Regions from separate parts of the Homo sapiens genome. Here all the other regions are linked to region 3. Evidence: chromatin loops called from intact Hi-C (ENCODE). Cell type or tissue: mammary epithelial cell. All regions are shown on one strand.

What was found. Hi-C counts contacts between places; a loop is a spot of excess contacts. Peaks named below come from ENCODE experiments on the same cell type or tissue, not always from the same donor. Only the 100,000 strongest peaks of a DNase experiment are listed, where the experiment ranks them.
Region 1: it touches region 3 in a loop (15-fold over the local background); 14 of 110 quality-filtered maps call a loop at or near these places.
Region 2: it touches region 3 in a loop (18-fold over the local background); 79 of 110 quality-filtered maps call a loop at or near these places.

What each region holds. Positions count from the first base shown.
Region 1 is chr3:14,917,084-14,925,083 of GRCh38, reverse strand. FGD5 (FYVE, RhoGEF and PH domain containing 5) reads right to left here. Exons shown (of 20, transcript NM_152536.4): 12 at 7,752-7,835; 13 at 6,251-6,330; 14 at 3,067-3,166; 15 at 2,536-2,673; 16 at 1,909-2,038; 17 at 946-1,076. It overlaps LOC105376963 (a long non-coding RNA gene), which reads left to right and starts at 1,022. Exons shown (of 4, transcript XR_007095829.1): 1 at 1,022-1,107; 2 at 1,736-2,783; 3 at 3,625-3,775; 4 at 4,601-4,737. RefSeq lists a silencer at 720-899 and enhancers at 1,744-2,943, 3,459-3,958. In mammary epithelial cell, a CTCF peak has its summit at 3,749 (motif pointing right); DNase peaks (open chromatin) are centred at 3,763 and 6,423.
Region 2 is chr3:14,110,632-14,118,631 of GRCh38, reverse strand. It overlaps CHCHD4 (coiled-coil-helix-coiled-coil-helix domain containing 4), which reads left to right. Exons shown (of 3, transcript NM_001098502.2): 2 at 2,108-2,206; 3 at 5,438-6,555. The coding sequence ends at 5,745. Among named protein-coding and RNA genes, the nearest start is that of CHCHD4, 10 kb to the left of the region's middle. In mammary epithelial cell, a CTCF peak has its summit at 4,076 (motif pointing right); no DNase peak of the experiment used is centred here.
Region 3 is chr3:13,892,961-13,900,960 of GRCh38, reverse strand. It overlaps LOC105376957 (a long non-coding RNA gene), which reads right to left and starts at 5,377. Exons shown (of 3, transcript XR_001740602.3): 1 at 5,082-5,377; 2 at 2,605-2,658. RefSeq lists an enhancer at 5,127-5,266. In mammary epithelial cell, a CTCF peak has its summit at 4,215 (motif pointing left); DNase peaks (open chromatin) are centred at 4,220 and 5,510; H3K4me3 peaks cover 1,353 bases; H3K27ac peaks cover 602 bases.

The DNA of each region.
Region 1 (8,000 bases), 1.0 Mb before region 3:
TGTCGCCAGGCTGGTGTGCAGTGGCGCCATCTCAGCTCACTGCAACCTTCACCTCCCTGAGGTTCAAGCGATTCTCCTGCCTCAGCCTCCCGAGTAGCTGGGACTACAGCTGCATGACACCACACCCGGCTGATTTTTGTATTTTTAGTAGAGATGGGGTTTCACTGTGTTAGCCAAGATGGTCTGGATCTCCCGACCTCGTGATCTGCCCACCTCAGCCTCCCAAAGTGCTGGGATTACAGGCGTGAGCCACCGCGCCCGGCCGTATGTGTGATTTCCAAGATTTTTAATTTGCAAAAGGAACAAGTTAATGGATAAAACTGTACCTATTTAAATTTTCCATTCCCTAACACTTTTTTAAACCCTTGCTACCTGCTACTTGATATTAATGGACTAACTTGGAAGCAGCTGATCACACTTGTGGACTCCTTGTGTATTCACAGACATACATTGGTCTGTGGTTGTGAATGGAAATACAGACATACAATCTGGTCCTATTTGTGGGATACAATTGAGTTTAGCCAGTTCTGAAGTTTCCTGCGGAGCCCATGGCCTCCAGGGACGTCAACACCTGAGCCGGGTTGGGACCCCTAGGATGAGGGGATGACATGGAAGGACCAACACAGGAATTTGGCTCCTTTAGAATGAAGAGCCCCCGTGATCTGTGCAGTCTGCTTGGGTACTAGATCTAAGCTATGGGGCAGGAGAAAAAGGAGAGAAAAGAAAGAGGAGGAGGGGAGAGGTAGAGAGAAGGATGGGAAAGATGTCGCCTAGCACCATCACTGTCAAGTCGGTCCTCGTAGCTGGGATGCTTCCATTAGGAATGCTCTGTCTGGAAGAGACTGGTCAGGCTGGGACAGGGCAGGGTCTGACTCCGTCTACCCAGGATGACCATGAACCTTCCAAATGCCCTACTTCCCACTTGGGTAGCCCTGCCTGCTTTACCTCTGTCAGGGCTGAAGGGACTTTCTTCTGCTTCTTGAAGGTCGAGGGGTTAATGCTCTGGAAGACGGATGAAAAGGCACTGCCCGAGAAGCGGGGTGAAGACAGCGGGAAGCTCATGCTCACAGGCCGCTCTGTAACTGAAAGAAGCCACATGGAAGGGAGGTGAGAGGCGTGCCTGCGGCTTGTCTTTGGAACACTGATTCCTGTAAAATCCCTCTAGGAATGTGAGCCATGGGGGTTAAGTGGGACCTGAAAGTCAAGCACTCTTCCTCCCTCCCTCCTGCAGGAACAGACAAAGGCTATGGGGGCTGGGGAGGGGACGCTTTTCCAGGGCGCTGGACAGCCCTTCACCTCCAGGCCTCCAGGTAGCAGGGACTGGGCTGTCTTCTCTGATGACCTTAGTCCAGCCCCGTGGAGTGGAGGCCAGGGAAAGACTTTAGTTTTAGGCCCAAGATACACCTGCTCTCCTTCCTGGGAACTTGACCCTGCTTGGGCAAGGCCTGTCCCTTCAGCACTGACCAGGTCTCTCAGGGGCCGGCTCAGCTTCCCAAGGCTCCTGTGTGGAACAGCTTCACCCCTCCCTGACCCCAGCTCCTCTGCTGCCACGCTTATATAGTCCTTAGTCCCAGAAAGGCGCTACAGGCACAGGCCTATAGGATACTTGACAAGAGGGCCTCTATGGTAAAGGACACAGGAGCTCCCTGCCTCTGTCCCCTTACACACACACTGATTCCTAAGCTTAGCTACCCACAGAGCTCTTCTTCTGGGGACACCGATCAATTTTCCACAGAATCCACATATTGGAAAATGGTGCCCGAACCTCTGTTTCCTCCCTCCATGGAGTGAATAACTCCCTCCAGGGAAAGCGGTTTCAGGCATGAACCATGGACCACAGAGAAGCCACTGGAGCCTGGGGAGAAGCCACCAGGCCACTTGGAAGAAGGCAAGTGGTCCCCAGGTTACCTCTCATCAGGCCCGGGACAGCCCTGCCCCGCTTCTTCAGCTCCCCGAAGCAGCCGTCGCAGACCTTGGCCATCCTGTCCTTCAGGTACTTCAGCGGGTACTTGTTCCGCGAACAGTTCCGGCACACGATCTGCAGGCCCAGGTGGGAAGATTCTCACCCCTCTCAGTGCATGCAAAGGAGACCTGCACCCCTCCCCTCCGCTCCCTCTGCTAATCCACCCACAACTGCCCCTAGGGAGCCCCAGGTTCTGATCATGGAGCTGTGCGTGTCCCCTACTTTTCCGGCAAGGCTTCATCTTGTTTCTGAGCCAGCGCCTATCTGCTTTTCTGATGAGCCCGCGCCCTTAACCACTACATGATACTTTTTTCTCCAAGCACAATAGCCACGTATGCTACGGTTTTCTGTTGAAAACGTGGTGGTGTGGAAGAGGCCTGGGACTTGGAGCTCTGGTTTGATGATCTATAAAATGGGAATTAGCAATCTGTTCCTCTCGGGTTGGTGTGAACATGCCTCACTCTGGGGCTTACAGTAGCTGCTGGACATCCCTGAGCCCCCGGCTGGGCAGGGACATGCCCTTCCCCCACCCCACCCCCATGCACACACTCACCCCAGATGCAGCGACTCACCTTGCCACAGGCGTGACAGTGATGACGCCGCAGGGTGAGGGAGAAGTCGCAGCCGCAGTTCATGCACATCATGACGTGTGTGACAGGCACCAGGGTGGGGGGCCTCTCCCCAAGGCTAACCCCCAGCCTCTCTCGTATCTGCAGCAACAGAATTGGCTGAGTAATGTGGAATGTGGCCAGGAGACCAGCCAGATGCAGAGCCCAGTGAGCCCTGCCCTGCGTCTCTGTGCAGGGTGTGTGATGTGTGGGTGAGTGGGTCTGATGTGAAAGGCCTCTCCTGCACCCTCCAGGATGCTCACCCTTGGTTGGGAAACAGCCAGACTGTGAGAACAAGACTGTGGGTGCTGGGCTCCTAGGTTACACGGAGGCCGCCCCTGACTAGGGTGGGAGCATGGCAGGGGTGTGGGGGGAGCCAGTGCCCCAAGACAGGAGCTACACGTCCATCTGGGTGTGAGTGGCAACAGCAATGCCCGCCCAGGGAACCCCAGGTCTCTGAAGCTGGTGGCCCGTGGGCCCTGCCCACCCACTCACCTCCACGCTATGGTGGAATGCAGCCAGCGCCTGGGCCTTGTAGTCCTCAGGGAGGGCTCTGCTCAGACAGCCATACCACTCGTCCCTCTCTGCACAGGAGCTGCGGGCATGGGCTGGAGTGAGCAAAGGCAGGAGCAGCTCTGCCTCCCACCCTCCATCTCGGCATGGATGAGGTTCTCACTCAGATGCCCCTTGAGCCTGCACCTCTCACACTGCCCAGAACCACCAGCAAAGAAGAGATCACCTGCCAGACTAGGTTTACGAGCAGACCACTGGTCCATTAGCTGTCCTTGGGTCTGTTTCTTCTTACACTGGAATAATGATATTCCCCTAACTCCCAGGGCTGCTGTGGGGATGAAGGGAGATGTGGGACGTGGAACCACATTGTCAACATTGTGCAAAAGCAAGAGACATTAGGAAGGCCCAGAGGGTCCCACACTTCAGGAGAAACGGGCTGGCAGGGGACAGAGGGCTGGGTACCTGTGGAGGATGAGGGGTAGGTGGGAGCTGGCAAAGGTAAACATCTGTGTCTCCCACCTTCCTCATCTCCCCACATAGCTTCCCAGACAGTCATCCAACAGGCACTTTCCAAGTCCCTGCTCTGCACCAGGGAGGGCTTCCTGAGTGGCAAGAGCTACGCCTGGGCTGGGTGCCAGCTAGCTGGGTGAAGTTCTCACAGTGTCCACTAGATGCCGCGCCTACACCACAGGTAAGTGTGCAGCCTGCCCCGGAAAGCAAGCATAAGGGCCCGCTGGCCTGGGCGGGAGCAGTGCTGCAGGGCAGAGGCTGAATCAGCATTGTGGGCAGCAAGACACCATGTCCCTAAAATGTGATGAATGGGTCCTGCGGTCCCCTGGGAGCTTCAAGTGTGAAGGGTCTGGACTAGCAGGAAGGTGACTGGCATGCTAAAGGCCACTGTCCTTGCCCTGGGAGATGGGCAGCCCCACCTGAAGGCCCACGTGTGGATCGTCACCACCCTCAAGTCATGGCCGGACTAACAGAAACTATTTGCTGGCAGCCTCCTGCCCTTGATTTTATCACAAGGAGAGGTGAGGCCACGACCCCCACCCAGGCATCACCTCCTCCAGGAAGCATTCCCTCACTCCTCCAGATGGGGCAGTCCCTCCTTTGGGTTTCCAAGCCCTTTTCTACTCCCTCATGCAGTAGACTGTAACAGATAAGAGCTCTGGTCCACACAGTCCTGGGTTCAAACTCCAGTTCCACCTCACCTGGCTGTGTGACCCTTTTGCAAGCCTCAACTCCCTATGCATGGAAGGAGCCGCAAACCCCAGCTCTAAGGGTGGTGATGAGGATCACGGCGGCGTCTGGGGCCTGACAGGTGTCCAATGCCTGTTACTGCTGTCATTACCACTATTAATTGTTACAGCAGTTACTGCCCTGCATCTGAAGCAGTTTACAACTCTCCTACCTGTAATGTGGGCTCCTGGAGAGCACAACAACGGCTAAATTGTTGCCAGACCTGGCACTGAGGTGTGGCTAATAAATGCTTAAATTTTTTTTTTTTTTGAGACAGGGTCTCACTATGTTGCCCAGGCTGGTCCCAAACTCCTGGCCTCAAGTAATCCTTCAGCCTCAGCCTCCCAGATTGATGGAATTACAGGTATAAGCCACCATGCCCCACCTAATAAATGATTTTAATGAGAAAATGCATCTATGAGAGTGCATGTGCATGAGTGCATTTAGATCCCATTTCACACTCAGAACCGCCCAATGCAGGATAAACCCCCATGTGATAGGCACTGCTGCCATCCCATCTCATGTGCTTGCTGAGAGTAGACACCCAAGCCCCAGAAGCCTTGCTGACCCCTGCCATGCACGTCCCTGGCTGAAGAGCTACTCTTGGCTGGAGGCATACCTCCCTGGTTTCCAAGCCCCCGAGAGCTTGAGCTTACCTTGCCCTGAAAGAAGGAAAAGGGGATGCTCTTTAAGGTCATGGTCTGAAGCCAGAGATGAGGATCCCAGGCAACCCGAGGGCCTGGAGAAAATGCAGACCTTTCTGATAGAAATGCCATGCCCCACTGTGGTCTAAATGTTTGTGTCCCCCCAAATTCAAATGCAGAAATCCTCTTCCCAAAGGTGCTGGTGTTGGGAGGCAGGGCCTTTGGGAGGTGATGAGGCCATGGGTGTGGAGCCCTCACGAATGAGATTAGTGCCCTTATACAAGAGGCCCCAGAGAGACCCTTGCTCCTCCCACCACATGAGGTGGCATTGTCTATGTGAGAAGGCACCGTCTTTGAACCAGGAAGCAGAACCTCACCAGACACCGAATCAGTCAGTGCCTTGACCTTGGACTTCCTGACCTGCAGCCTGTGGGAAATTTCTGTTGTTTATAAGTCACTCAGTTTATGGTATTTTTGTTTTTGTTTTTGTTTTTGTTTTGAGACGGAGTCTTGCTCTGTAGCCCAGGCTGGAGTGCAGTGGTGCAATCTCGGCTCACTGCAAGCTCCACCTCCCCGGTTCACGCCATTCTCCTGCCTCAGCCTCCCGAGTAGCTGCGACTACAGGTGCCTGCCACCACGCCCGGCTAATTTTTTGTATTTTTAGTAGAGACGGGGTTTCACTGTGTTAGCCAGGATGGCCTCGATCTTGTGACCTTGTGATCCATCCGCCTCGGCCTCCCAAAGGGCTGGGATTACAGGCGTGAGCCACCGCGCCCGGCCTGGTATTTTTGTTATAGTGGCCTGAATGGACTAAGACACCACACAGACAGGGCAACATAAGTGATGAACGCTCACTTATTATTTTTTTTCTCTCATCTTCTAGACAGGAACGCAAAAAGGCAGGCCACTTTATGAACAGCAGCACACAATACATTTTTTACTGGCCTTAACTTTTCGTGTTGCTGTAGAGACCCAATCATCCATAAAGAGCTCCACAAACATGAGACATTGCTATTGCCATATTTAAGCCATGGGCTCTAGAAACCCCTGAAGTTATATATAAAATTTTATGAGTGTGTACATTTTTTGGGGGGAGAAAAGTTTTTATCAAATTCCCCAAAAGGTTAAGAAACACTGAAAAGAAAAAAAGTCCTTTGACCCAGAAGGATACTTTGACCCAGAAGGATACCAAAATAAAAACAGCACATCCTTATCTGTTGTTCTGAACCTTCCCATGCTCACACCTCTGCCTTGTGCGCCATCCTCCCTCCACCTGCCCGTACCTCGCAGACAGCATCAGGCAGGACTCGGAAGTCTCAATCTTTAGAGCGTAGGGCACTTTCTCCATCACAGGGCGGCTGACCTGGAAAACCAACAGCAGCCTCCTTCAGGGTGGGGCAGGGAGGGGCAAGTGTAGACCGGCTTCTCCTGGCAGCAGATGAACAGAGGGACCATGTCCACCTACTGCCGTTCTCTAGCCTCAGGGCATACCTTTCTGTGATGGTAGGTGCTGTGGAAGGTGCCTGGCTGCCAGCTCCATCATTCTTGGCCACTCACCCACCGCTGGGAAGGCTGCAGAGCGTCATGCTCAGGGCCCAGCCCGGGCAACCCCAGGTGCACTGTCATGTTGGACAAGTACCTGCCAGTGACCACGTCTCCCATGCCTTTTTCTAACAGGCTCCTCGGTGGAGCCTTTGGTTCCAAAAGGGAACAAACCTCCATGCTGAGAAAGGTGCTTCCTCCTTCCCCTTCCCCATGGTAAAGAGCCTACAGGATCAAGAGAGATTGCACAGTGCCTCTCTCAGCTCTCCTGGCCATCCCTGCCTCTGCCCTTGACAATGACAACCGCCTGCGGCTCCACTGTCCCACCTCAGTGTTGCCCTCTCTAACTTCAGCCTCCTGTTGCACCAGAATTAACTTCCTAAAACCTCCTGCTCCTCAAAGTCCCCAACAGCTCCCAAGTGTTCCCATCTTCAGGACCAAGTTACACGGAGCTAAGCCCCACACATATGCCCATATTCACAGCAGTATTACTCACAACAGCCTAAAGGTGGAAGCCACCAGTGTCCATCGGCAGAGGATTGAATAAACACCATGTGGTCTATCCACACAATGGAAGGAAAATTCTGACCCATACTACAGATGACAGGGATCAACCTTGAGGACACTGTGCTAAGTGAAACAAGGATCAATACTGTGTGACTCCTCATTCGAGGTACCCATAGTAGTCAAATTCATGGACATAGAAAGTAGAATGGTAGGTGCCAGGGGCTGAGAAGGAGGGGAATGGAGAGTTGGTTTTTAATGTGGGCAGAGTTTCAGTCTGGGGAGAGGAAAGAGTTCTGAGATGGATGGTGGTGCTGGATACACAGCAATGTAAATGTGCTTAGTGCCACAGAACTGTACATTTAAAAATGGTTACTTTTAAAATGATATGTGTATTTTATCACAATTAAAAAAATTACCAACCACCTGCTTGTTCCCCCAACCCAGGCCCTTCCTTATGCATTTTCCTCCTCATAGGATGCCCCTCCTTCCCTTCCTTCCTGATCCGACCAAATATTATCCACTCTAAGGGTTCAGTCTCCTCTTCCAAGAAGCCCTCCATCCCCCTCCCCTTTCCCTGGGCAACTTACAGCACAAACTTGCTGTAGCCCAACACTGTTTCCGCAGGGCCTCCCTCTTCCAGCTGGTCTGGGTGCTCCTGGGAGCAGGATGCTGTCCCCTTCTCCCCTGGGGTCTCCCTGTCCCCCAACCCGGGGGTACCTGGCACCAGATATTTACCTTCATGTTGGCCACAGCCAATGTGTTCTTCAGCCGGTACTTCCCATCCTTCTGGGGATAGGTGTACAGGAGCACATCGTTCATCTGGAGAGAGGGAAACCCTATGAGAGGACCCTGGCCCCAGAAGGCTGCGCCAGGCTTCTGTCCTCAAAGGATCCCTGAGCTCCGCTGTGCACAGGCATCTTGTATTCCTCAGTAACCCCCACAGGTGAGCAAAAACGTTGCGGCCAAAATGTGAGCCCCTTCCTT
Region 2 (8,000 bases), 220 kb before region 3:
TGGGAGCAAAAGCCTCCAGTGGGTTGGGGGTCCTGGCCCCGTGTGCTGAGGGTTTTTTGTTGTTACTCTGTTCTAGTGTAAGAGACCCTGTGCAGTGTGGGCATGGCGTAAGGCACCAAAGTGCCCTCCCTCTGTCCCCTGAACTGTCCTTCTCACTGGAGATGTCGCTCGGTTTTTGTTGTCACTGCCCCCTTCCTTCCAGAAGCCTCTTCCTTAATTACTTCAGCCCAAGCATGGGCCCAAACCTTTTTCCTTGCTTTCCCCTCAGCATAGCTGTGACTGAACTTTTCTAAATATAAACAAAAAGTATAAAGTGATCAGAGATGCCCGCAGCTTTCACAGGGCCACGTTTCTGCAGGTCCGGCCTCTGCGCCCACAGTGGCCACTCACTCAGAGCCATGCACTGTGGCTCTCTGCCAGGCACTTTTGGCCATACCTGAAGAAGTCTTCTTAAATGCTTGGCACCTCCTATCCCCTTCCAGATGAGGGTCCCAGTACCCCAGATCTTCTAGGATCAGAATGCATGGTCAGTTGGTCTGTAGAATTTGTCATTCACCTTCACCAGGAAAGTACAAGAAAGATCTTGTTTGTTTACTTGGCAAACATTTCACTTGGTTCTAAGCTTTTTGGGGCCGAGGTTGGGTCAGAATTTATTGTATTTATTCATTGCCCAAGGTGCACAAGCTCTCAGGCAGTGCCCAGTCATGCTAAGTGCTCAGTGTCAGCTGTCGATTATTCTTGTGCAAATGTTGGTGCGGGGCAGTATGGGTGTGTAGAAAGGATCTCCAACAGTGTAGACTTCAGAGCATCCTGTCCTGTGTGGCCCAGCAAGTTACTACTCACAGCCTCAGGCTCACCACCATTAAAAGGGGATGCTGCTACCTCCCTCTCAGGGTGGCGATAGGATGGAGGAATGAGCTCACACGGAGGACCAAAAGATGGACTGGCTCTGTCTGTTCTCTGGGGACAGCTGGAGAAACTGATGACCCACCGTGCAGTGTGGGGTACTGAGGACAAGGTGCTCCTTGCCCACAATGGGAATATCTGACACATACCTGTGGTGTGGTTAGCTGATGGCCAAAGTTTTTAGGGAGGTGAGGTAAAGTGTTGACAGCTACAAGGTGTAGCAGAGAGGGCTGTAAGGACCTCCCTTCTGCTTAACTCAGCCTTGGTTTTCTGTTGTACTCCATGGGGGCTGAGGGTGATAATACTTCATAGGGGGTCACTCTAAGGCAGTGAATGCACCCACCCTGGTTTGGCCAGGACTGATGTGCTTTTCTGTGCTCACCCAGCCTCCAGTGAGGAGAAGCTCCTAATATAAAATGCATTTGACTCTCACTGGTCTGTTTTCCTGGAGCCCTCAGACCTTCCGGCAGCCAGGCCCCAGGGTGAGGGCTCTGGTTGTGAACAAGGTGCTCTGCACTTTAGGCCTGCTGGCTTTCCCATGCTGGTCCTCACAGGACCACAGTCCTGACCCTAACCACTGTTGGGTTTGTCCTAAAAAAATAAACTGCAGATGGTCACAGTTAAAAAGATCTGAGAAGTGCTCCTCCCACTGCCCCCCTCCAGTTATTATACTTGTTGGGAAATGGTCCCCCGGCCTCTTGGACTGTGGGGAGTGGAACGGCTGCAGTGTTCCTCACCTTATGACCCTTCCTTCTTCCGGCCACGATTAGGAGCCCAGAGGCCTAGTGGGGGTGCTGGCTGTGGTCCCTCTCAGACCACCTGTGTCCTCAGCCTTTCAGAGGCAGGGGCCTGTGGCCGCATCAGCTATGTGGGCTGCAGTGATCTGTAGGCTGAGGACCCACATCACTGCACACTCACTTTGCCAATGTGCTCAGTCTTCCTTCAACTTTTATGCATTCTGAACCCTGTGGGTCAACCCCAGGACACTCTTTTTCTTCAGTGCTTCTTTTCCTGCCCTGCCCCTTATCCATCCGCTTTTGTTTGCTACCCCTAGCATATGAGAGCAGTTTGATAGTCACCTCACATAGGGATGGCATATGGGAGAGTCTTCAAACTTGGTTTGTGTGGCGGCTGCTTTGGGTTTAAAGCTGATTCACTGCTCTTGAATGAAATATTTCTTCCTCTGTTCTCCAAACACTAGGGAAGGATCGAATCATATTTGTAACCAAAGAAGATCATGAAACTCCAAGCAGTGCAGAATTGGTGGCTGATGACCCCAACGATCCATACGAGGAGCATGGTGAGTGACATGTGGCCTCCCAGGGACCCACACCAGGGCACTGGGGAGAAGCTCAGTGTTCTTAATTCCTTTCCCATGTTTTCCTAGCCAAGGCCAAGTTTTCAGGTATCTATTCTCAGCCATAGACCATCTCTGAGGGCAGTGGTTTATCTTCCTCAGAGGTTTGAGGGACTGTGCTTTCCAGCCTTGTTCTGATGTACTTCCCTGGCACAACAGCTAAGTTTTGGGAGAGGGTATTAGTAGATTCCAGCAGTTATAGGTAGGTTAAGGTGACAGGGCTTTTGCTCAGACAAGTTGCCAGACTGAATTCTGCCACATCTACCAACTTTATTAGCAAGTAGACAGTCATTCACCTTGTTCTGTAAGGTTGGTGAAGTCCCTGCTGTCTCTAACTGCTCCAGCAAGCACCTTACATGAAAAGGTCACTTGCCACAGACAGCTTTCTAGCAGCAGGAGTCAGCTAACCTAGTCAGAGCTGTTGCTCACTCCTTGGTTAATGGCTGAATATAACAGTGGTCGCTTAGGCCTAGGACATTGTTCCAAAGGATTTGGGCTGCTAAACTCACTAGATACTTACTACTGCAGACCGTGTGAGGTGGATGTGTGTGTGCAGTGTCCATGAACAATCTACGTATTGTACAGTAGTCACTTCACCAATCAAAAACCACTTCTGATGTCCATGATGACAACTAATCTTCTAGTGCTAACTGGTAATTGAAGAGCTTGAAGCAGCCGCCTCGAGAATATGGGCTCCTGATTGGAATTTCTCAAATGCTAACTGATGTGTGTATATTCCTTGTAGGACCCTTCACTTGTTGCCCTGACTGCTCCTAGGGGTTAAAGCATAAAATACATATCCAGCACCCAGTGGGAGCAGTGGGAAATGCAGACGTTATACAAAGTGTTAGCATTCTGAGAAAGACAGCTGCAAGGGTAATCTTGATCAGGGCTTACATGTCAATTCTAGTACCTTGCTTATCTTTAGATCCATATTAAGCACATTTCATTAATTGATCAAGACTGTGGAGGCCTGCAGGACAAATCGGGCCTTGTTTTGTTTGCCTCACAGTGTTATTAAAAGCAGTACGTATCTGCCTTTAGACTGGTCTGCCCCCTCCAGATCCCACCATTCTTTCCTGTCCCTGTTGTTTTTTTTTACCTGCTTCTGTCACTTGCAATGTATCTGCTTGGATAGTAGGTATACCATATGATGCATTTGGCTTTACAGCCCCTTATAGTGAATACTTTGTAAAAAGAAGCCTATAAAACGCAAAGAACTCTGGGACCCAAGTTTCAAGCTCTTAAACTGCAAAATTAGTAAGTGGACCAAGTAAGCCACCATTTTATGCCATCTACCTGCCTTCCAGCATCCAGCTCTGCAGCTGAGATGGTGCTTGGAATAGCTAAGAGTACCAAGAAAAAAGGTGGCAGAATTAATTTTCCTAGAATCAAAACATCAAGAGGGCCTTAAAGATCATCTGATCCAATGAGAAAACTGGGGGCCTGGGCGGGGGCGGAGACTGACTCAGCCAGAGACTGGAACTTCAGGCCTTAGACTGCATGTTTGACAACACACTGCATCTGAGCTTTATGTAACATGCCAAAGGTACCCTCTGTGTGGATTTATATTGTGTCCCTGAAATGCAAATTGGCACCATGTGCTTTGTGAGGAGGTATCTCATTCCAGCTTACCTGCCCCTAAGAAACAATGAAACAAGGACTCCTGGAGACCTAGGTTATACATTTTTTGTTATGATTTTTTTTAATCAACCACCTGGTCAATTTGTACTGGGTTGTAATTTTTAAATGTCAGTATTACCTCTTTTGGAAACTGGTTGTGCAGGTTTGTGAGCAGATTTGAAGCTCCAGGGGGCAGCATTTGCAAATGTTTCTCCAGCACTGAGGTCCATTTCAAGAAGTGGTGAGATGTAGGGGAAGGGGCATGGACTCTGGGAATCCTGTCAGCCCAGTCTGCAGTCCTCACTTGGACCATGAACCCCAGAGACTGCATGAGTAAACTGGGGTTAGTAGCACCCACTGCAGAAGGTTGTCAGAAGGCTTATGTGAGTTACCAAACGTAGCTTAATGCAGGAGAACTTGATCTGCAACTGCTGATGGTCCTGGGGGTCTGCGCCTGCTAAGGGGGCAGCACTAGTTGGCATCGTCCTTGCTGTCCCCATTTTACAAGTAAGGAACAGGAATAGCTACAGCAGATCCATTGATCAGTGGAGCTTCCCAAGCTGGAATTGAAGGCAGGCGGGGTTTCGCCTAGGACTTTGGACGTTAGTGCAGAGTGCCAGGCTTGGGTACTGCCCTGGAGTGAAGAATCATGTGTAATTTCACAGGACCTTTTAGAGGCTCTCTTAGAAAGTACTTTCAGTCTCTTAATAAGAATCATGTAAGAAACTTCTGTATGAATCATGTCTTCACAAAGCTGAAAATGAAGCCATCGTTTTGAGAGCATTTTGGAAAACCAAGAAATACTATTTAGATGTGAATAAAGTTCAATGATAAGAAAAGGTATAAAAGTCAAAAGTAAGAAGCCTATTAATATAGTGAAAATGAAAACCCATCTATAACCTTGCTTCCTGCCCAACACATATGTGCAGTTTAACAGGTTTGGTTGATTTTTACAAGAATGCACTCGCACTAATGGTATGCCACCAGCTTCTCATTGTGCAGCATGTCTTGGACATCTTTCTTCGTCAGTACATAAGGAGCAACCTCCTCCTTTTCACCAGTCCCCAGGCTATGCTGAGCTTCTGAGAGCAGCTGCAGGGCAAGAGGGGCTCAGGGGGGCAGGGAGCATGGGGGTGGGGTGGTCCTGATCATCCATATGGGGAGGGGGATTGGAAAGAGGAGATCAATACCTCAGTTCCTTAAAGTGTTTGGGCTTTCAAAAAGCTCCTCACTAACCATCCAAGTGATCTCCTCTTCTTTGGGCTAAATGGGTCCCGGTATTTAATTCTTGGAGCACAGCCTCAGAGCACTGAGAGGTGGCTTAGAATAAATTAGTGTCACACGTGGAGAAATATGTCATTGGTGGCTTCTCTCCCAGGTGGGCCAAGGAATGCTGGATATGTGCTAGGCTTTAAACCTAATCCAAATCGAGGTGTGGGTCCATAGGCAACAATAGTTCCTGTTCTGCACCCCCTCAGTAGCCTGTGAGGACTGGACTAGTTTTGTATTTTCTGAAACTTTAGAGAACATCTCTCTATCTTCCTGTTCTAGGATTGATACTGCCAAATGGAAACATTAACTGGAACTGCCCATGCCTTGGGGGAATGGCCAGCGGTCCCTGTGGAGAACAGTTTAAGTCAGCCTTTTCCTGCTTCCACTATAGCACGGAGGAGATCAAGGGGTCAGACTGTGTAGACCAGTTCCGGGCCATGCAGGAATGCATGCAGAAATACCCAGACCTCTATCCCCAAGAGGATGAGGATGAGGAAGAGGAAAGAGAGAAGAAGCCAGCAGAACAAGCAGAAGAAACAGCTCCCATTGAGGCCACTGCAACCAAAGAAGAGGAGGGATCAAGTTAATGAAGGCCACAAGGCACTGGGCACCAGTCCTTTTGGAGTGGACCTTTTGCAAAAGGCCTTGTCATCACCTTCCAAGAAAGTTTCCTTCTGTTGTCCTGTGCATTATAATATACAAAATAACTTATTTTGATGATCAGAGGTCTTGAGGTCTTGACATCTTGACATATACACTGAAAAAAATGGGGGTTGTATGTATGTGTGTCCTACCCAAACCTGTGGCCGCCACTTTTGAATTCTCAGATTGCCCTGAATTTTGCCACTTTTAAATAATGTGCTGAATAAGCTCAGCAACTAAAAACCATTACCCAAGAACGTTTCTTGTGAGTGAGCTGATTTATTCTGATTCATTATATTCCTTTTGGTAGATTTTATACCCCTTGGGGAAATAATACAACAAAAACATCTCTTAAAAATGCTGGGATGGGGCCATATCTACTAGCAGAGGCCAGATGGTCAGATATGATTTCTGCAAACCCATCTTGACCTTGAGTATGTGAAGGGGTACTGTACTTTATTCCTGATACATTTTGGTTTCCATGTAGGTGTTGAGCTCCTGGTTTTCTGTGTTTGGATGATGAAGATTTGGACCCTTCCATTCATAATCCCTTTCTAAGTGAAGGGAGAGGCTGGCTTGGCTGTTCCTTGTTATTCCGAAAGCCCTGGTTTGGGGCCCATGTTCACACTGGCTCTCAGTCTAGTCAGGTGCAATGTTCTTGAGAGGTGGGGACCTAATTATTACCAGAGTAGCAGCAAGAGAGGAAACGTTGTGAATTAAGTATTCAATTAAAAGGAAACATGATTTCTACCTGATTTTGAATGTGTCCTTTGTTTTCACTAGTTAAAAATGTTTTCTATATAAAAAAGTATAAATTATGAACAATTCAATTGAAATTCCTCTTGAAAGATATTGGTAAACCAATTTGAGTCCGTTAAAATTTTCTGTGTTGAGTTCAAAGGAAGCTTACTTATTTTATATGTGAGCAGATGCCTTCACACAGACATTACAGTTAGTCTATGAGGTGGGGAAGGCTCTTCCTGTTTGAAAATAGATTAACTTGCCTAAGGTAACTGCTAGACAGTTTTCAGGCTGTGGCATAGTAATGCCTCATTTGTCTCAAATGTGTTAAGTTATTTATGTAAAAAATTGCCTTAAAACTTAATAGCTTGAAACGAGGAATCTGGGCATGGCTTACCTGGGTTCTCTGGCTCAGTGTCTCATGAGGCTATGATACTTGTAGTCATCTCAAGGTGGGACAGGCCTTTCAAGATCGCTCGAAGTGGTTTCTGGGAGGGTTCAGTGGGTTGAATCTTGTGGGCTGTGGATTGAGGGCCTCAGTGCCTTACTGGCTGTTGGCCAGACACCTCCTTCAGTTCCTTGCCACATGGCCTTTGCCTTAAAGGGTCAGCTCACAACATGGGAGGTGGCTTCCATCAGAGCAAGCGAGAGAGCAAGATGGATGCCAGAGCCTTTTCATCACCTAATCTCAAAACGGACATTCCATAACTTTACCATAGTCTATTTGTTTGTTAGAAGTGAGACACAGCCCACACTCAAGGAGAGGGACACAAGAATACGAGTAACAGGAAGCTGCCTGCCACACTGGAGAATGAGGCGCCACCATGTTAAAGCTTGAAGGCATGGTTAAAATGCAAGGATTTGTGGTTGGGAGGTGTATGGAGGTAGAGAACTGCTTTCTATATCCAGAGCTTTTTTAAACCTTGCTTGATTAGGAGCTAAGAACCTGGAGCTGGCCAAGCATGGAAGGCATGACAGACCCTAACGACTTCTTTTAACAGAGTTTTGCACATTTAAAAACGATATTTCTTTTGTTAAAATTTTGGTCACAATCAAGGTGTTACTGTTTTGTGACCATGTCATGTACCCCATTTATTTGATGCATTCATGGAATCTACAGTTCCAAGCCCTAGGGACATAGAGTGATTCATTCATGGTACTGCCCATGAAGCTACAATCTAGCCAGGAAGTCAACATTTACTAGAAAGCAGAAAGGAATGGATGAGTGTTACATAATGGTGCTGGATTTTCAGGGCTGGGTTCTTCCAGCCATGGTAACTTACAGCAGAGATTCTCGAACTGTCTGCCCAACTCGACTTGGGTTAGGCAAAAGGTTCCATCCTTTTCCACTTATCACTGGAAAAACAAATTGGTGATAAGGAATTGGCACCGTATAAGCAATTGGAAGTGGGTGGAGATTATGCTTTACTACAAGGGGTTTGGATAATTCATATTTAAG
Region 3 (8,000 bases):
TCAAGTCTTTCAGAACTCTAGAAATTAACCAAAATCTTATAATAATCCAGAGAGCATTTATTCAAGAAAATGGCTGAATATTGGTAAGGACAGCATTTCTTTTGGCATATAAATTGCTCTATTCTTACTCACTTTATCCCAACTGCACAGCACCTTTGAAAATCAAAAATCAGTAATCATAGTTAAAATCTGCAACCTAGCAGCTACTGGAGAGGAAGAACAGGTTGAAACATCCAACACCCCAATCCTAGACAACTGTCCTTATTTAATCTGGAGCTTCCTAAGAAAGCGCCACTCAAAGGTCTTCTCTTTATTTTACCTCACTCAGATTTCCTGCAGTGTGAAAGGCCTTTTCTCCACAGGCATTCATCAAAAATCATCAATGGCAAGTGTTTAATACTGCAGCTGCCTGAGGTAGTGATAAGAGTGGATCAAATAACAAGCTAACCAAAAAAGCTTTTAAAAAGTAAAATCCAGGGAACAAAGTGTCCATGGGGGGCTTTAAGCATGCATAGGAATAGCATGCATACTCAGGACTATAAGTATGCTAGGAAAGACATGACAAGGCCCTAGGTTCTCACCTGAGGCTGTCCAGGAAGCTCTGCACGAGCCAGAAGTAAAATCTAAGACAGGGTCATGAACTGCCTCTCCAAGTGTTGAGAGCATGCCTAGACACACACACACACACACACACACACACACACACACACAGTGCCCCTCAGCAGTCCAAGAGTCTTAGTTCTATACTTTAAAAAAATATATCTCCAATTCATAGCTGATTTGCATGGTAGCAAAACAGAGAGTTCAGTGGCCACAAATGAGAACAATATACAGACTTTCCTGAATGAGCCTGATCCCATATCTCAGAGCCCACCAGTGTTAATACCCTGGGTGGGTATCCTTTCATCTCATTCTCTTTAGTCATAAAAAGTATCTATCTATGGTTGTTGCCTCCATTTCCTCAACTCCTATTCTCCCAGAATGCATCCAACTGGCTTCTGTTTCCTGCATCTGAAGGAAAGGACACTGGTTCCACTGAGAGCCTCAAGTAACATTCATGGTGCCAAAACTAATGGTTCCCTCTTAGTCACTCTCCTGCTCACTTTCTTAGTGGTCTTCAATGCAAGGTGGCCCCACCTTTCTTCTTGAAATCATCTCTTCTCAGATATCCATGTCATTACATTTACCTCGTTTTCCATCTACCTAACTGGATGTTCTTTTCTATCTCTGTCATAGACTTCTCCTCTGCTCCATCTCTAGATATTGATGTGCCCCAGGACTCACAGAAAGGCTCTCCATGCTTCTCTATCTGCACCCTCTTCCTGGCATTCAATATTGTCCACATGCCTATGCCTCCCAAATGTAGATCTACTTCCCTGTCTTCTCCTGTGGCTTGCAGACCTCTCCACATGAATATCTAATAGGCAATTCAAACTTAACAATGGAAAAATAGAACTCCTCCCACCAAAACAAAACAAAACAAAACAAAAAAAACACCAATAATACTTTTCCTGCTCCAAGTCTCTTTTCCTCTCTGTCAAGAATCCAGTGTTACAAACCCCCATGTTGCACATGCCAAAACTCAGGAATCAGATTTGGTTTCTTTTATCCTTTATCCCCCATGTATATCCATCAGTAAGCCCTGCCTACTCTACAGCCAAAATAATGTATATCCAAAATTCAACCACTTTTATTCTACTGCCTACTCATGCCATCATGTAATACAATATATAACCTATTGATAGGCATGACTATTGTGGCAAGATCTGCTTGATGCTCACAAATCTTCCCCACATAAGAATACTACATTTCCCAGTCTCCTTTGCAGTTACTTTAAGACAGTGTGACTGAGTCCTGGCTGTTGGAATATGCAACACTCAGTATATGCTACCTCTAGCTGAGCCCCTAAAATGTCCCACTCAATCTTCCTGCCACAGGTTAGAAGCAAGGGATGAGCATTACTTTGAGCCTAGACCCTGAGACACCTTCTGGAACAGCTGCCCAGAGTCACCTCCCGACCACATCACACTGTGTGTTGAGCAAGAGATAAACTTTTTTGTGTTAAGCAACTGAGATTTGGAAGCTTTTCTGGCACTGCAGCTAGCATGTATACTAATAGACATATAAACCACATGCAGACATTGATCCACTTAGAACAGCAGATACCTCTGTGAAGGCTGGATTTCAGCCTAATCTGCAATTATTTTTATTTTTCACAAGGATAAAGAATACGTGTAGTTCAGGTGCAGATAACAAATTTAAAAGACAATTCCTGCATTCCCCTCCTCTTGCAGCTGGAACACCCTGTCTGTATACCAACTGCTCTTCCCTCACTCACTCCCAGAGTTCCTTCATCTCCACGGCTTTGGTTCACAGCTAGGGCAGGAAGGCAATTATGAGACACAGTCAGTAAATCAGTCCACAGTTACTTACCAGCACCCAACAGTCAGGCCCTGGGCATGGTGCAAGCCAGGCACCAAGAGGTGAATAAATCATGCTGTCTGGCCTTGAGCAGCTCCACAGTCTGGCAATTTCTTCCCAGAGTGACCGCTCTTCACAAGAAACTGCTGTGTTAACAAGCTCACATGCTGAAGATGGACTTACCTGAGATCCAAGGTCATCCAGTCTCTAGATTTGTTTCTTCATCTTTGTCCAAAACTAGCAGAAGAAGCAGAACAGAAAAGATAATTGCGTCATGGCTAGGATAGAGGAGTGTACTCAGATGGAAGAAGAGGAGGGACATAAAAGGAGAAGTTATCAAATGAGATAGACTTGAAGACTTGCTTAAGTGGGGTCTTAACGACTGAGTGGGAGTTCACCAAGAGCACCTAGAGTAAGGGAAGGTACATGCAAGGGCACAGAGGGGTGAAATGATCTTTTGCTTTCAAAACACTGATGGCTTCAGTTTGGTAGAAACACAGGGTGTGGGAAGGGGAGAGGCAGTCAGGGTAGGCTCCTCTGTATGAACTTGGACTTGATCCACAGTGTTGTCACAACCCTGTGCAGACTTTGCCTTAGGGTGCCTGGTCAAATGGGCAAGTGGGACTGAAATCCGGTAAGGCTCAACTCACCAAGTCATGTACCCTGTCACGGGTTTGGATCCACCAGGAGAAAGGGGTGCCATTTCCACCATGCCCAAAGATGGCTGTGTGGTCTAACAGGAGCCCTGTTTATCCTGCCCCGGCATCACAGCTTTCAAAGCCTTTTTACACACAAGATCTCACTGTGTTCTCACAACTCCATGAAGAAGGCATTGTGAGTACCATTTTATAGATGAAGAAACTGAGGCTGAGATGTGAAAAGACAAAACCTACAGAAGACATTCCTAGAGAGGTCCCTTCAGGTTCCAGTGATTCCCCTTTGGCTAGAAGATCCTGGGAAAACCAACAAAGCTCTTGGCATTTGTCCTCTAGCAATCTTTTCGTCATGGAAAAACACAGGCTTGATGTATACAACTGACTCATAGTGTACACTACATTACACGGCCACAAATACAAATTTTAAAAAGTGAGGTGAAATACTAACTACTTCTATCGTTCTAAGATTTTTCCCCACCCCAACAGATTGTCTTTGTAGGAAACTCATCTATAAAGGATGCCAGCAGAGACCAGGTCACATCTGTTTTAATTTTGGATGAAATTCCATTTCGTGGCCTCTCCTCAGATGGGGAGGTGCCTGCAATCTCACACATTTCAAATAAATTTTGCTGAGAAACCAGGGCAGGTAATATCTGATTTTTACCTAATACTAGCTTGGGGAGAAAATGGGACTTTGGGGGAAATTTCCCCAAATTTTTGGTTTACAAAAATCATTCTTGGTTTAAAAAATCAGAGCCCAACCAAGAGAAGGGAATTTCCCCTACCTTGGCCAAGTTCCCTAAAGCATCCCGGCAACAACACTGTAGGAAGAGATTGTGAGTGAATTAGGAACCTTAATGAGCTTCTGAGTAAAACGGCCTGGCTTGCTCTCTGAGGAGTAGATGATGGTACCGAAACCCTTGGGGCAGTAAGTTTCATAATATTCCCCTTCCTTTTTATATCTAGAAAATTTATTCAATACATAAAATTCATTGAGAATTATACTAAAAAATATATGGGCTGTCTATAAAACAAATGCTAAGGGGCTTTCTAAAGGTTCCAATAACCAAGCCAGTTAACAGGTAGGGGAGTACTCCGCGGCCATTAGAGAAAGCCTTCAGTACAGTTCTGGCGCCATCTCGTGTCTAACATTGAGCTCAGCACTTAGAAAATACACAGCAGAGGAATGTACTGGGAAGAGTGAGTGGCCAGGTGTTCCTGAAAATTTACAGAAGGGATGGGGAGATGCAACTGGAAAAGTAGGCTAGGGCCCGCTCCTGACGGTCTTTATCTCACAGGCGCTGGCAACTAAGCCACATGATCAGATCTGTGTTTTAGAGCAATTCAGCAGTAAGCACACAGGCACGGTGGGTGACAACGGCTCAGATACCTAAGGGCTCAGTGCTTCATGCCCATGTTCACTGCCTGAAGTCTTGTGCCAAACCACTGGATCAGCAGCTCCTACTAGAATGTATGCAGGCATTACTGGTTGATTTGTTCACGTCTATATCCCCACTGCCTAGAACAGTGCCTGGTACCTAAATGTTTTTATTTTAAAATAAAAGGACATTTTTTCCATATATGACTACATGATAACACTGTCAAAATACAGAGCCCCCACCCCATCCAGCTGCACAGCAGCCTGAGAGGAAGGCATCGCTTTCCTCATCTTACAGATATAAACAGTGGGGCTCAGTGAGGTTGCCCTGGTAAGGGCAGAGGCGCAGCCCCCCGGGTAAAATTCCTTCACAGCCAGGCTGCAGGGACCTCCAGCCTGTTGCAGGTAAACGAGCTGGACTTCGGGATCCAGACCAGGCTTCCCCGGCGTCCGTTGCGTCACGCACTGACCCTTTCTAGACCTCAAGTGACAGCATCTACACAGGAGGCGCCAGGACCGTTCCCCAAAAGCAAAGTCTTTAAAGTGACATTCCCCAGAACCCCCACCCGCTCCCAGGTGAACTGGAGCCGAGGGACTTCAACGGAAGACACCACATCCGATCCTACCCGAATATACGAAAAGCGGACCCGAGCGGGGGGCCTAAGGCTCCGCACACTCGTCTTCGGCCGCCCTCCCCGCTCTCATTTTATAAAATGCCGACGCCGAGGCCGCCAGTGAAAAAGATTCTCGTCGGTGGTTACAACTCGGGTCAGGGGAATCCAGGAGCCCCAGTTTTCCGTTGGGACGGAAACGGCGGAATCCAAAAGTGACAGTATGACAGGATTTCCAGAGCCGACAGACCAGCCCTCAGCAATCCCCACCTCTTCAAGTCGGCCCGGCCCTCTCGGCCTCCGGCTTCTCACTCGCTCGGCTCCGCTCGGCTCCACCCGGCTCCGCTCGGCTCCACCCTGCCCCGCTCGGCCCCACTCATTTCCGCTTGGCACCACCCGACCCGCGCCTCGTCTCTGTTCGGCTTCACTCGGCTACTTTCGGCTGCGCCCCACTCCCTCGGCTCGTCCACTTGGCCCCATCCGCTCCGCTTGGCCCCGCCCTCTCGCTCTGCTCCGATCGGCCCGCGCGCTCGCCCTCTTTGGCAGGTGGAACAACGCGGGATGTCCTGTTCGCCCCGCCGGGCTCGGGTTGGGGGTCGTTTGTTCCATCTGGCTTAGCTCCCGTTTCGGCCCACAGCGGGTTGCGTCGGGTACAGGTCGGCTCCATCGGGCCTGCTTCCCTCCCCTTCTTCGGTCACCTACGAGGTCAGCTCGTGCACCTGTCTCCCCCTCACCTACCCGACAGCTCTAGGGCAGCTCGGTTCGAAACGACCCAGGAGGGGTCTTGCAAAGTCTTCCATCATCGTGGGCACCGCTCAGGCTGAGGAACGAACTGAGCTCCGGGGTATCTTGACTTGGCGACGCGTCTCGGGACCCCCACATCACACCTGGATGCCCTGGGGTAGCCCTCGCACATCTGAGTCTCCCCATCTGCAAAATGCAGCTGTTGCTAATTCTGCTCTCCCGGGCCCGGCGGGAGGATTAGGGGCCAGTGAGCACTTGTTGAGAGCCCTTTGTGTGTAAGGCGGAGTGTGGACGCAAGGGACACCCGAGTGAGCGGACAGCGAGGTCAGGACCCTGTGTATGGAGGCGCACACAGAGGATTAAACCAGCATGTTTGCAAAAACGCCTGGCCCTCTGCTTTTTCCGCTGGCTGTGTGGCGTTGAGCACGTGGTCTAGCCTCTGGAGCCGTTTCCCCTCCCTAAGATGGGCAGAGCTCCTTGGCAAGCAAGAACTGTCCGTGTGTGCCTTGCCCTCCAGCTCCAGACATCTCACAGAGGCAGCACAGGTATCTGTCTCCTGTCCCATCCTTCAGGAGGTTGGGTCGCAGGAAGGATGGCCTGTTACAATGACCCTCCGCATGACTTCAATTCATTCCACAAACTTCTGAGGGCCTGGAACTCAATGTTGGGGAGACAGGGCAACAGTTGGGTACTTAACTTGCAAGCTGCAGAAACTGACTTAGCCACTTTAAATAAAAACAATTTGTTGGAAGGATACCGGGAAGGTGGTGGAATACAGGAAGCCTGAAGACAAGGTTCAATAAAGCAAGAGTTGGGCTGTGCCAGGTAGTCTTGGTGCCAAAGACCTCTAAACAGTTACCCTTGGACACTGCTGCTATGTGAATGCACGCTAACCCTTTCTGCTGTCCCCGTTAAGTCTCCAGAGAGAGGGTCTGATTGGCTGGGTGTAGGTGTCAGGAACTTCTTCACGTTGAACTAGGTCCTGAAGGATGAGTAGAAATTTGCTAAAGGGAGAAGGAAAGAACATTCCAGGTAGAAGGACCAGCATGTACAGGGCATGTACATCACTGGAAAGAAATCTCGGGGCCATCTTGGACTTGTGCTTGCCACAGTGTGCCAGGTGCTTTCCTGGTCATGTCATTCAGTGCTCAAGAGAACCCCATAAAATTGATACGAATAATTTTTTGGAAAAAAGTATTATATTGTCTTTATTAAAATGATAAGTGCTTTTATAAACCATTCAAGCTATATAGCAAAATGTTGCCAAAATGGAGAGAGGAGGGCAATCATTACAAACCCTAGTTCCCCAAACCTAGAATTAATATTAGGCAACATCATTCCAGATGTTTGTCTAGGTATATATTTGGAAGGTGGAGTGGGAGTGGAAGAAAGGATGGGAGACGTAAGAGAGGGAGGATGGGTAACAGGAAGGAAAGAAGAGAGGCAGTGTGCAAGGAAGGAAGGAAAGGAATTTTATTAAAATGAGATTATACTGTATATGTCAATTTAAACAATAAAATACATGAAGCATATTTCCATATGAATTTAACCAAAGGAAAGGAAATTTGAGTGAAATAAAAGCAGTTGTTAACTTTACATATTCGATTTGTTAGCAAAATGAGTATTTTTTACAAGATCACTCCAGGTTTGTGGAGAACATTAAGAGATTAGGGGCCATCTCCCCGCTAAATTACATGTTTAAATCCTAGCATTTATTTTTCCCTGTTATGAAGAATGAGAAAATTAAGTCCTTCACACTTTCTATCATGCTCACACCTAACATACTGCCGTTGGGCTATTGATTCTATTTATTTATTTATTTATTTATTTATTATTTTTTGGAGACAGAGTCTTGCTGTCTCCCAGGCTGGAGTGCAGTGGCACAATCTCGACTCACTGCAACCTCCGCCTCCCAGGTTCAAGCGATTCTTCTGCCTTAGCCTCCCGAGTAGCTGGGATTATAGGAGCCCACCACAATGCCCAGCTAATTTTTGTATGTGTTTTCAGTAGAGATAGGGTTTCACCATGTTGGTCAGGCTGGTATTGAACTCGTGACCTCAAGTGATCCGCCTGCCTCACCCTTCCAAAGTGCTGGGATTACAGGCATAAGCCACTGCCGCACCCAGCAGTGCTATTGATTTTATAATGCCAAGGTCTGTAATATTCACAGACCTTGTAATATTCTGCCAC